2 separate regions of the Homo sapiens genome follow, and region 1 is linked to region 2. Evidence: chromatin contacts called from ENCODE Hi-C data. All regions are on one chromosome and are shown on one strand. Each heading gives the region's core, a stretch centred on a gene start or an enhancer-like site at or near the end of the contact. The rest is flanking DNA. Distances are from core to core; before and after follow the strand shown.

The links. Hi-C counts contacts between places; a loop is a spot of excess contacts on that map. Pooled maps may share reads with other maps.
Region 1: a pooled map shows a loop between it and region 2 (7-fold over the local background). The contact joins the promoter of GNL3L here to the promoter of CLCN5 in region 2. A Hi-C loop is called at or near these places in 5 of 50 pooled maps.

What each region holds. Positions count from the first base shown.
Region 1 is chrX:54,527,159-54,533,174 of GRCh38, forward strand. GNL3L (G protein nucleolar 3 like) reads left to right here and starts at 3,061. Exons shown (of 16, transcript NM_001184819.2): 1 at 3,061-3,261; 2 at 5,362-5,427. The coding sequence starts at 5,409. RefSeq lists enhancers at 2,462-2,982, 2,637-2,686, 3,137-3,196, 3,207-3,466.
Region 2 is chrX:49,920,179-49,926,169 of GRCh38, forward strand. It overlaps CLCN5 (chloride voltage-gated channel 5), which reads left to right and starts at 2,418. Exons shown (of 15, transcript NM_001127898.4): 1 at 2,418-2,614; 2 at 3,229-3,304; 3 at 4,993-5,136. The coding sequence starts at 5,121. RefSeq lists a silencer at 2,680-2,729.

The sequences.
Region 1 (6,016 bases), core at 1,811-4,310, 4.6 Mb after region 2:
CTGGGCGATAGAGCAAGACCCTGGCTCAAAAAAAAAAAAAAAAAAAAAGGAGGAAATACACATAAAGCAATAATACGTATTTTCCAAGAATGCATATATGCAAAAATATGCATAAAACACCTTTGAATGGCTGCCTATAGGAGGGAAATGAAAGTGGGAAGTAGAGATGAAAGAGATTTTAAAAAATAACACAATCTCTCACTAAAGTAATAAATATTCATCAAATACATGGAAAACACAGAAAAGTACAAGGAAGAAAATTAAATTCACTGATAATGTCACTTTGATTTGTTAGAAATGCAAATCCTGGGCCCTAAACCAGACTTACTGAATCAAAACTCTGGGCATGAGGCCCAGTAATTGGTGTTCTAACAAGCCCTCCCAGTGATTCTGATGCTGGGGAAAGTTAGAGAACCACTAATCTAGATTTAACTATTATTAACATTTTGTTTCAGATCCTTGTAGTCTTTTAAAAAATATGAAATATTTCGGACATACAAATAAGTATAGAGAAGATAACAAAAACCCACGTACCTACCACCTAGCTTAGAAAGTAAAATATTAGACAAACAGTTGAAGTTCCCTGTGTATCTCTCTCTCATTCTGTTCTTTTGTTTTCTTCCCCAGAGGTAATCAGTATTCTGGATTTGGTATTTCTCCTTAAAAATTATTGTTGGCTGGGGGCGGTGGCTCACACCTGGAATCCCAGCACCTTGGGAGGCCAAGATGTGGTTGGATCACTTGAGCTCAGGAACTCAAGATTAGCCTGGGCAACATGGTGAAACCCTGTCTCTACAAAAAATACAAAAATTAGCCAGGTGTGGTGGTACATGCCTGTAGTCCAGGTACTTGGGAGGCTGAGGTGGGAGGATGGCTTGAGTCAGGGAGGTGGAGGCTGCAGGGAGAGGAAATCAAGCCACTGCACTGCAGCCTGGACGACAGAGCAACATCTTGTCTGAAAAAAAAATTATTGTTTATATATCTATATAATCTATAAGCAACATTGTTTGCTGTTTTCTAGATTTTAAAACTTTATATAAATGGTTTCATACTTTATGTGTCCTCTGCAATTTGTATTTTATCTCAGTATTGTGTTTTTGAAATTTAGCTGGGTCAATGCATGCAACATGATTCATTCTTTTTCATTATAGTATTCTGCATAGTATTCTGTCATATGGCTATACCATAATTTACTTATTCATTCTCCTGTTGGTGGAATTTTGGGCTGTTCACATTTTTTTCTCTATTACAAACAGTTCTGCAATGAACATTCTTCCACATGCTCATTGAGCAAGTGTATAAGAATTTCTCTAGGAGTTAAAGTTTAGAGGTGATCTCTATCTATCTATCTACCTATTAATCAATCATCTCCAATACTAGAACTGCTGGGTCCCAGGGTCATCTTCAGCTATTCTGGATACTTCCTAATTGTTTTCCAAAGTCGTAATAACTAGTTTCCACAAGATTTCATTGTATTTTTTCCCTTATATCTTGTGCATTTGGGATTTTGTTTAAAAAGTCCTTCCCCAGTCACAAGTCACAAAGATATTCTCCTGCATATATTAACTTCATAGTTTTACCTTTCACATTCACAGTCTACCCTCTTAGGTGGAATAAATAGAGATCCAGTTTTATATTTCTTTTCATGGAGAGCCAAATTTCCCAATGCCATCTACTAAACAGCCCATTTCCCATTTTTTGTGGTGCAGGCCTGTAAACTCACCCATTTAACAAACAGTTGTTGAAGCCTGCCTCATACCAGTCTTGTGCTGGGTGTTGTTGAAAGCTTGAAGATACATGGCCCCTGCTCTCAGGGAGTTCACCCTCCTGTGGAGACACAGTCACATAAACAACTACAGTATTGTGATAAGTGCTAGCTTAGCTGTATAGGTAAGGTGCTCTGGGTTTCTAACTCATCTGCGAAAGTCAGAGAAGGTTTCATCGAAGTGACAAGAGTTAGGTCTTAGAGAAACAGAGCAAAATTGCAAATGCAGGGGGAAAGGTGAAAGTGGTCAGGGCTGGTTTCAGGTCCAGAGGAATTTCATGTGTCTCTAGGATGAGAGGTTAGAAGCCCTCCAACGATGTAGAGAGGTAGTGAGTCCTGTTTATGTAAGGGATAAAGGGACAGATGGAGTCATTTTCAGCCCGTCTGTGCTTGAAGTGGAGAAACAAACCCACCCTCGGAGGCACAGAGTTCCACCTACTCTGTGCCCCACCCCAGGGTTTAGGCTTGAGGAAGAGGAGGGGCTGGAATTAAACCATCAAGAAGAAAACATTTGCAGACTAATATTTACTATTTTGTGGGGGAGACCTCACTTCCCAGCCAGCTCCTTGAGATGGCTTCAGAAACCCCTACTTGCCCCACTCCAGAGATATAAATTCATTCCCTTCTGCAGACGCTGCTCCGGGATTGAGGGAAGGATGGAGTAGGAGGGGAAGAAGGCAAAAGGGTGGGAGAGGCTTCTAGTGTGGGAGAGGCTTCTAGTCGTTCTGGCTCCTGCTCCAGCTCGGGTTGGGTATGGCCATAGATCTGAACGTATGCAGAAAAAGCTAGGAGTGCTCAGGGATGGTCTGGGGCTCAAGGACCCGGGAAGGTGGTTGGGAATAGCTAACCAATTCACTTCAGGTGGGGAAATACTCGGCCAGACACGTGACCCAGGCGGCCATTTTCTCACACCCTGCTGTCGCCATCTTCCAGGCAGACAAAGACACCATCCCCCACCCTTGTCTGATTCGGGCGTGGTGACTGCCTGGTTATTGAGATTTGGGAGCACGCATATTTAACCCCAGACAGATGCCCGCAGACAAAATTTTGGCTTGCAAGTAAGGTATATGGCCGCACCAGTCGACCCGCCGCTTCTTCCCGGTCATTTCCCCGTCCTCCTTCTCCCTCCTCCGCTATTTCCTTAACTACGGGGCAGGCAGGAGGCGGGGCCAGCGTGGTCGCGAAGAAGGGACGGGCGGGCGTGAGCTGTCAGTCAGAAGCTCCGCCCCCCCCCCCCCCCCCCCGCGGAGACCGCACGGTGGGCGGAGTCGGGCGCCGCCGGCCTGGGATCCGGAAGTCGGAGCCTAGCTGCGCGAGAGTTTCTGCTCGCTCAACCGAGTTGTCGTGTTGCCCTCGCTTCTCAGATCCCCGCCGGAAGTGTAAGTAAGAAACTTCTCTCCTCTTTTCTCACAATGTGCGCTCACCTAGACGGCCGGGCAGTTAGGATCGTCTATTGGATGTGAAACCAGAGATGCCCGCCAACCTGGAATAGAGAGGTAAACAGCAGGATCCCTTCCAGGGTAGAAGGGACCGGAAGAGGGGCAGGGATCGCGGCACACGTGGAGACGCGCCGAATTGCCTTTTCGCGGAGTGGAGTTTGCCGGGAGAGGGGCATTGCCCCATCCCACCTAGAAAGGTGTAGACCCGGGACACACTGTGTAGAGAGGCACAAACTTCACTTGTGTGGTGAAGCGTTGATCGTCCTCAAGATAGTGAGGCTTCATTCTGCATTCACCTTGTATAGACAGGAGTCGACCCACCAAAGGCATGGGGGACATCCACCCCAACCGTGTAGAGACATCTCCCTCCACCCAGCTGAGCAGCGCAGACTTCTCCCGACTTAAGGCACTTCCTTGGCTTGGCTCTAGACAGCCGTCTCGAGGCACCTCCTCAGGACAGACAGAGGCTTTGATGTATCTGCCCCCATACCAGCATAGAGGAGCTTAGAAACATTTAATATACAGAGGGAGGGCACCTCCTCCCCATACGCGTAGACTCAGAGCCCTCAGTATCGCTCCCCAACTCACCCGTCCCCAAAGTGGTTGCAGTTACAGGCCTCAGCTTATGGACAACTAAGCCAATTGCCCCCTCCTCTTAGGTTAGAGTGAGTCCCCATTGTGGAGAATCAGACCTGATCCCTACTTCCGTAGCCCCCGTTTTACCGAATGTGTAATTTTTCGAAGCACCCAACATGCTTCGAAGCAAACAGGAACAGACCTTAATCCATGAAGAGACAGTCAGGTCTGCCCCTTGAGGGGCCGTGGGGGTAGAGGGGCTCAGATGTGTTCCTCTCCCTTTGAGGTAGACACAGATCATCCCCCTACCTCCCCCTACCTCCCCCAAAGATTTAGAATCACTAAATGTAGCAAGGGAGATACCCCACAGGAGCAGATATGCAGGTCTCCCTCCCTGTAATGTTGAGAGGGAGTGACATCGCTGATTACCTGGCAGTTCAGTGCGTATGGTCTCTCCCCTTTACCCAAGGTAGTGGAGCTCAGATCTGTTTCTCTCCACCCAGGGTAGAATCACAGACGCCCCCACCCCCAAGTATTAGGGCTGATCTATTAATTTATAGCTGCATTGCCAGCCCCCTCCACACACCACCCATGCAGAGAACCAGAGCCCCTATTTCTTTCAGTGTTAGTGTGCCGCTGACTTCAACCAGCATAAAAGATGAAAGTTGTCACAGTCCACCTTCCATAGAAGGGTCCAGAATAGCTCACTGCAGGTAAGGTGCAGACCCGCTTATTCAAAGCTGCATAGTTGTGGAATCAGGCATATCGATCCTGTACCACAGCCCTCTCCAGGGTGAAGAGACGCAGGACCCATCCCCACAATCTAGAGATAAACAGATCTGTGATTCTTTCCCCATGCAGCAGAGATGCACACAGCCACTTTGTGGGTTTCCCCAGTTTCTCTGCACCCCAGAGTAGAGGGACAGATGGCAATCCCCCCAACCCAAATCACCAAGGTATAGACCCCAGGCATATGCAGGCACAGATTTTTACCCCCTCCTCCAAGATTTTGTACTTATCTCAATCCATATAGACACTCAGGTAAGAATCCCTGTTCTCAGGCCCCTTTTCCCCAGGGTAGACTCCTGAGATCTATTTACGCCCTTCCCCACCACCTCTCCCAGGGTAGATGAGATATAGAATCCCCTACTTGGGAAAAGAGGCACTATTATCACCCCATATAGAAATAGACCATCCTTGCATGTCCCTTTCCCCTCAGTGTGGAGGTGTTGAGCACTAGTCCCCTACCTAGAATATAACACTACAGTGTGGAGGAATAAGGACCAAAGACCCCATCTGACCCCATTTGACCCCACTGGGCTCAAAGCCCAGTGGCTTTGAGCCACTGACTCCACCCCGGATGAGGTTGAGACCTATTCCTCCCTTTGGGTAGTATGACACTGCCTTCTCTGTGTGGACTCAGCCATATGAGGCTTTAGCTCCAGCTTCTCCCAGTTTTCCTAATTATTACGCCTTCCTCATAATGTTCTTTAACATTTTACCTTTAGGGGACTTAGGAGGGGGCTTGTGGCATTGTGATTCCCAGCTGTCTTCAAATTGCTTCTTCTCCCATTCTGACAGGAAGAGAGCAAGCAGATTTGAACCTATCTGCTTTCAAGCTGGTCATCATGATGAAACTTAGACACAGTGAGTTTCCTTTACCACCCCTCCCAATCCTGTGCTTTTAATGAATATTCATAGAATTTCACAGCAACTTTTTGTTTTTTTGGTTTTTGTTTTGAGATGGAGTCTCGCTCTGTCACCTAGGCTGGAGTGCAGTGGTGCAATCTCAGTTCACTGCAACCTCCGCCTCCCGGTTTCAAGCATTTCCTGCCTCAGCCTACCGAGTAGCTGGGATTATAGGTGTGTGCCACCATGCCAGGCTACTTTTTGTATTTTTAGTAGAGACGGAGTTTCACCATGTTGGCCAGGCTGGTCTCGAACTCCTGACCGCAAGTCATCTGCCTACGTCGGCCTCCCAAAGTGCTGGGATTACAGGCATGAGCCACTGCGCCCAGCCTTCACAGCAACTTTTAAAAACTGTTGAATATGTTTCACATCACTCAGTCTGGATCTTTTTCATATGGTATCATTGCTGTCCTCCTGACTTCCTTGTAAGAGAATGTTTCCATTATGCCCCATTCTCAATTTACAGATGAGGAAACTGAAGCTTAGCAAGGTTAAGTGACTTGATCTGAGGTGAATTGCGATAAAAACATATCACACTGCCTGTAAC
Region 2 (5,991 bases), core at 1,168-3,667:
TATGTGAGACAGAGTTTCGCTCTTGTTTCCCAGGCTGGAGTGCCGTGGTGCGATCTCGGCTCACTGCAAATTCTGCCTCCTGGGTTCAAGTTATTCTCCTGCCTCAGCCTCCTGAGTAGCTGGGATTACAGGCGCCAGCCACCATGCCTAGCCATGTATTTTTAGTAGAGATGGGGTTTCATCATGTTGGCCAGGCTGGTCTCGAACTCCTGACCTCAAGTGATCCACCTGCCTTGGCCTCCCAAAGTGCTGGGATTACAGGCGTGAGCCACTGCACCCGGCCTCTTGCCTCTTTATTATTGATTTCACCAGTAGTTTTTCTGCTCGACCTACATATAAGCTCCAGTTTCTTCTACTTCAATGACAAAAAAAAAAATCAAGCAAACAATCAAACCTTTCCTTGAACAATTACTCTAGATTCACCTTTTAAAAGATGAATTCCAAAAGAGGATTGCCTTGCTCAGAAACCTCAATTCTTTCTCAGTCACTTTTTGAATTAGGTATAAATCTTAGTCCAATATTCAGGATGCTCCAAAATTGGGCCCCAATTTACCTTCTGGGTATTATCTTCCACAATTCCCCTGTACTTCCTTACCCTAAACTTCAACCACATAGGACTACTCACGGGTCCTCACATATAACTTCCTGCCTGCTCACCTTTGCCAACGGTGTTACCTCCACTTGGATTTACCTTTATTAGAGGCCTGTACTGATATTTTCTAGTTATTTGTGGCTATCCCATACACCATGAGTGCCTGAAGGAAGGGACTGAATGTTACCAGCTCAGAAAGCAAAAAAATTTTGGACTGAAAAAATAAAAATCCGGCCATTCATCAGGCCGGAATAACACACAGATAAAACCAGATGCAAATTTAACAGAGAACAATATTTCTTTGGCGGACATATTGCAGCTGTAAAGTGGTAACGATGTTTTTATTTCAGTGACCACCACTTTTTTATTCACTGAGAGACTTTGTTCTCTAAAATCGTAGATTATCAGAAACTTTTCTGCTTGAAATCGTATCAGTAAGAATGAAACATCCCACATGCATCTGGAGGACATAAGTTTCTTTGACACAGAGAAGCAGCCTCAATTTCCAACCCAGGTGCAGAGCTTCAGATAAGGGGTATCTGGACACAACATTCCACATCTATCTTTATTTTGTGGTTCCCAAGGAAACACAACTCTGGGTTCACTTTGCAGTTCAGACCTGATGGTGACCCCAAATGACAGTACTGCTTTGCTTTGAGCTTACCAAAAACACTGCTTTGTTTAAAATTCACCTAAACTCCACTCTTCTCTCCAATCCTATAATGACTCCATGTTTTTCTGTTTGATGAAATGCCTACCGTGTGCAGTCTCTCATATTGCAATGGGTCAAAGCCTGACTATGTCGGATTACAAATTTGTCCCCGGTAGCCTTATGCTGATTGGGCTAGGATAGGGGTTTTTAAATCCCTGACCACTTAGCTTGTCCAAAGTAGGCATTCCAAATTGTTCACTGCAGTAGAGTACCCTGGTTCTAGTTAGATTACTTGGATTATATGGATTCCAGTCTCAGGTCTGCCAAGAACTAATTAGCTGGATCATCTTAAGTGAGTCAGTGCACCCCATTTGGCCTAAGTTTTCTCTTCTGCAAAACGGTGTGCTGTTTCTTTCAAACCTAGGGTAAGGGCTTTGGAGTAAGTTAGACCTAGGTTGGATTCCCAGTTCTACCACGTACTAGTCCTGTGACTTCAGCTTTTCTGAGCCTCTGTTTTGTAATGATTAATATGGAGATAATACAGTACTAACAACTGCAGTATAGTTTTTGCAGCGTTGCTGGAAACATCAAGTTGGCTGTTAAAAGTATCACTACGTTTGATCACTATTCCTATTCCTACTATTATATGAGTTTAGACAAGTTACTTAACCTTTCTGTGCCTGTGTATTTTTATGAGTAAAAATGGAGAAATAACCCTCGGGGTTATTGTGAACACCAAATGAGACGAAAAAAGTAAAGGGGTTAGGAGAGTGCCTGGCACATAAGAAGCAGCTCAAATTATGTGATCTAATGTTATTAGTATTAGATTTCTACTACTAATTACTCTGTGGGCCGAAAGCTCAGGATAGACAGTTTCATTCTAAGGACAAACCTTCTCCCCAGCAAAAAAAGGCACTGCAAGCTGGAAATAGTGAAACACAATGGGGCATTGCGTTTTCAAAGGCAACTGACACGCCCAGCACTGGGATAGGACCCGCCCGCCCAGTCCTCATTAAATATGGCAGCGAGCGGGGCCGACGTACTGCGGCTGCGCAAGTTGAAACTCCTCCTGGCAGCTCCTCCCCGGCGGGCCTCCCCTCATCTCGGCTGGGTAGAGGTGCCGGGTGTGAGCTCGGCGTGGCGCGCACGCGCAGACGCTGGCTGGGCTGAGCCGATACTCGCGAGGCGCCCTGTCACATGAGCCGCGCGCCCGCTTCGCTCCCCCTCCTCCCCGGCTGGGCTGTGTGAATGAAGCTCTGCCGGCTACGTGGGGCGCTCACTCAACTTGGTGTCCTGGACGCCAGAGCCGACCGAGCGCGCTGCCCACCGGCGGCGGACACGGGCTCCGCCGCTCCGGACCTCGGCGACAGGTAAAGGCAAACGGGCTGTCCCTTCCCCAACAGGTCCTTGGCGGGCCGCTGGCCCCCGGCCCACCCCCGGAGCACCCCCTAAGCGCAGCGACACAGGGGAAGCGCAATCCCGCTGGCTTGGACCCCCGGAGATGGGGCTTCCCCGCGCCCGGCGTTGGCAGCCCGGCGCTTAGAGGAGGTAGACAGGCTAGTTCCAGCCAGTGCTGAGCGGCGTCTTCCCGGGAGCCCAGCCCTGTTCTCCGAGTTATGGTCCCTGGGTTGCCCGAGCGAAGTTTCCTTGCGGAGCGGCGCCAAGCCCGCCCCGCTTTTGAATCGGAGTGTTTAGCCGCCTGCGTCCCCTTTCCCGGACTGGGGTAGGGTGACTTAGGCTGGCAAAGCTCAGCCGAGGCCCGGCTCTTCTCCCTCCGGCTCTGGACTTGCCGCTGGTTTTGTATGGGTCTTAGCAAAGTGGAGAAACTCTCGGAAAAGTAGTTGCTGCGCTGTTTTCCTTTTGCCACTTAACGCGCGTAGCTGGTTCTCTCCAGACTTTCGAGCCTTGCTCTTGAGCGCCTTGATCCACACGGGAAAAGCTTTGCCTTTACATTGACGCACGTTTCCTTTGATTAACATTTCAGAGCAAATCAGTTGCCTGGAGTTCCCAGTGAAGTTGTACCTGTGCCCGTGCGATAACGTCAGTGGAAGCTGCCCCGAGTAAGTGAGGGAAATCTAGAAGTTTGGAGCATAAAAAACCAGCACGAATCAACTTTACATAAACTTCATACATTTATTAGCAACTGCTCGGGTTTAACTTCAGGGATGTTAAATTTCGCCTAGTCCCACGGGACGATGATCATTACTTCTTAACTGCACGCGAAATAGGAGAAGAAAAAAGGCAAATCAAAACAGACTGTCCCAGGTCTCAGAGAAGTCATCGGAGCGCTTTTTCCTGCTGAATTCACCCTAGGAGTTTGTGAGTTCCTAGTTTTCTTGGACTTCGCGAACTTTTCCTTGTCCAAAGCACTGTCTTTTCTCTGTTGGTGTTTTGGGACTGGTGTACACATTAACCCTTTTGTCATTAAAGAAGGCCAACACGATTCTCAAGCTAGTATTAGCCTTCAGTGTTTGTGCTTTAGCACTTTCACTTAGGAGGTGGAGGTGTTGGTTGTATAAAAGATATGGAAATAACAATCTACTTTGATGTTCACCAGGTCAAAAAGGTGAAGACTTTTAGAAAAAACAGATTGGCTTGTATGCTAAGTAGGGAAGACCAGTTTATTAACTGAGATCTTGTTTAAATGGGCAAGCAGAGTGTTAAGCCTCTAAGTCAAACTAAGTCGTCAGACCTCTCATTTTTTCTCCCATTCCTAGCTCCTATTTTTTTTTTTTTTTTTGGTTTGAGCCGGCTCTCGTTCTGTCGCCCAGGCTGGAGTGCAGTGGCACAATCTTGGCTCACTGCAACCTCCGCCTCCCTCCCGGGTTCAAGCGATTCTCCTGCCTCAGCCTTCCGAGTAGCTGGGATTACAGGCGTCACTTGTAATTATAGTGCACCGCCATACCTGGCTAATTTTTGTATTTTTAGTAGAGACGGGGTTTCACCATGTTGGCCAGGCTGGTCTCGAACTGACCTCAGGTGATCCGCCTGCTTCGGCCTCCCAAAGTGCTGGGATTACACCGCACCCGGCCCCTAACTCCTTTAATATCTTTGCAAATATTGTCCTAGGACTGGATTTGAAGTTTTAACAACAGGAATTAGCTGAATTAATTTGGTTTTCTTTAAACTGGTATTCCATTTTTACATTTTTCTTCTTCTTTGGTTCATTTTCCCCCTGATTATAAAAGCAATATACGCTCACTATAGGAAATTTGCAAAGGGTGGGAAAGTATAATGACACAAGGAGAGAGAACTACTACTCAAAGGGTATCATCACTCTTCACTTTTTATTCCGCTTCCTTTTTTTTCCCCTATACAAGATCTGTTTCCAAACTTTATTCATAAACTTTCCTCTCCTTCTACTGATTTTTAAATGTAAAGTTGGGTATTTTGGGGGTTGGTTAGGGCACTGGATATTAATGTTGCTCTTCAGTCTCCAAAGCATGAAACTTCAAGGTAGGAAAGGTGCTTAACGGTGATTTCATCCAGCAACTCATCAACTGAGACTCAGACCTCATTTACTGAAGCTCTAATGATTCATGCAGAAATGTATAGCACTGAGTGGCAACATTAACTCACTCCAGATCTCTCTCTCTTCAGAGATACCTTGCTGCTTAGAGGGAAACTTGACACTACCCATGCCTGCATATCTTTGAAAGAGAGGTTCAGAGAGGAGCAGGAGATAATTTTCAAGCATTTGAAGTGTATAGTTTCTTTTAGGTATTCATTTTTCTGTTTACATTTTCAGGTTTGGGGCTTTAGCCCCTTGGAGAAAACAGGGCCACATAGCTGCCTTTCTATCAAGTCTCCCTACAAAACTGAGAGGCTCTGGGAAACTCAGCCTGTGACCCCAGCGTGGGTGAAGATAGGATCAAGATGGCCATGTGGCAGGGTAAGAAATTAGCACTTATTCTTCTAACTGGTTTTTCCTCCTACTCTATTCTCTACCCTCACCCAACCGTTCCCCACCCAGCCAATGGCAGGCAGCCAGCTGTTCTTTAATTTAACCCTTTGTCTTTGCAGGGACAAAACACATTAGTTTAAAAAGAAGCTGCTGCTAGCTATAAGTTTAAATTATTTAAAAGTGGGGTTGTAGGAGAAGTAGGAAAATGCCATGCCAGCAGCATTTAAAAGAACTCCCTTCATTTAAATAAGTGATCATTGGGGGTTATATGCCAGGAGACAGGATATTTTTTCCCATTTGTGTTTTTCATTTGTTTCTGGCAAATTTCTATCATAAGATTCCCCACCATAAGGTTGGGGAGACAGATGTCACTGCCTCTCCAGCTTCATCTTCCCAATAAAAACTTTGTGATGTATGCAGTTTGAAAGAGCATATTTAATGTTACAGTGTTTATATTTGATACAATATAAACATTGAGAAGGAAAACGCCTGTTTTAATAATATGAACTACCTGAGAGCAAAGCTCAGTAGTATCTTAGCTGATGTATTACATCTCTCATGAACTTGTGAATTCCTACCACATACAAAGTTATGTTTTATTTTGAGCGGAGTTGCGGTTTGTGCCCTTTGGAGGGTTTAGGAGTCTCCACGGGTATGTGGGATTTTTATTGTTATCAAAAGTGAGTGTGGGTTTAAGAAATGATAGACAAACACTACCAAAATTGGCCTGTGACCCACAAAAAGTTAAAGACCACTTAAATGGAGTGGAATGAAATAGCTTGAATATCTAGAAATATTCAGCAGGTTGGTTAGTTGGTGGTCTAATGTATCTTTTAAAAATGT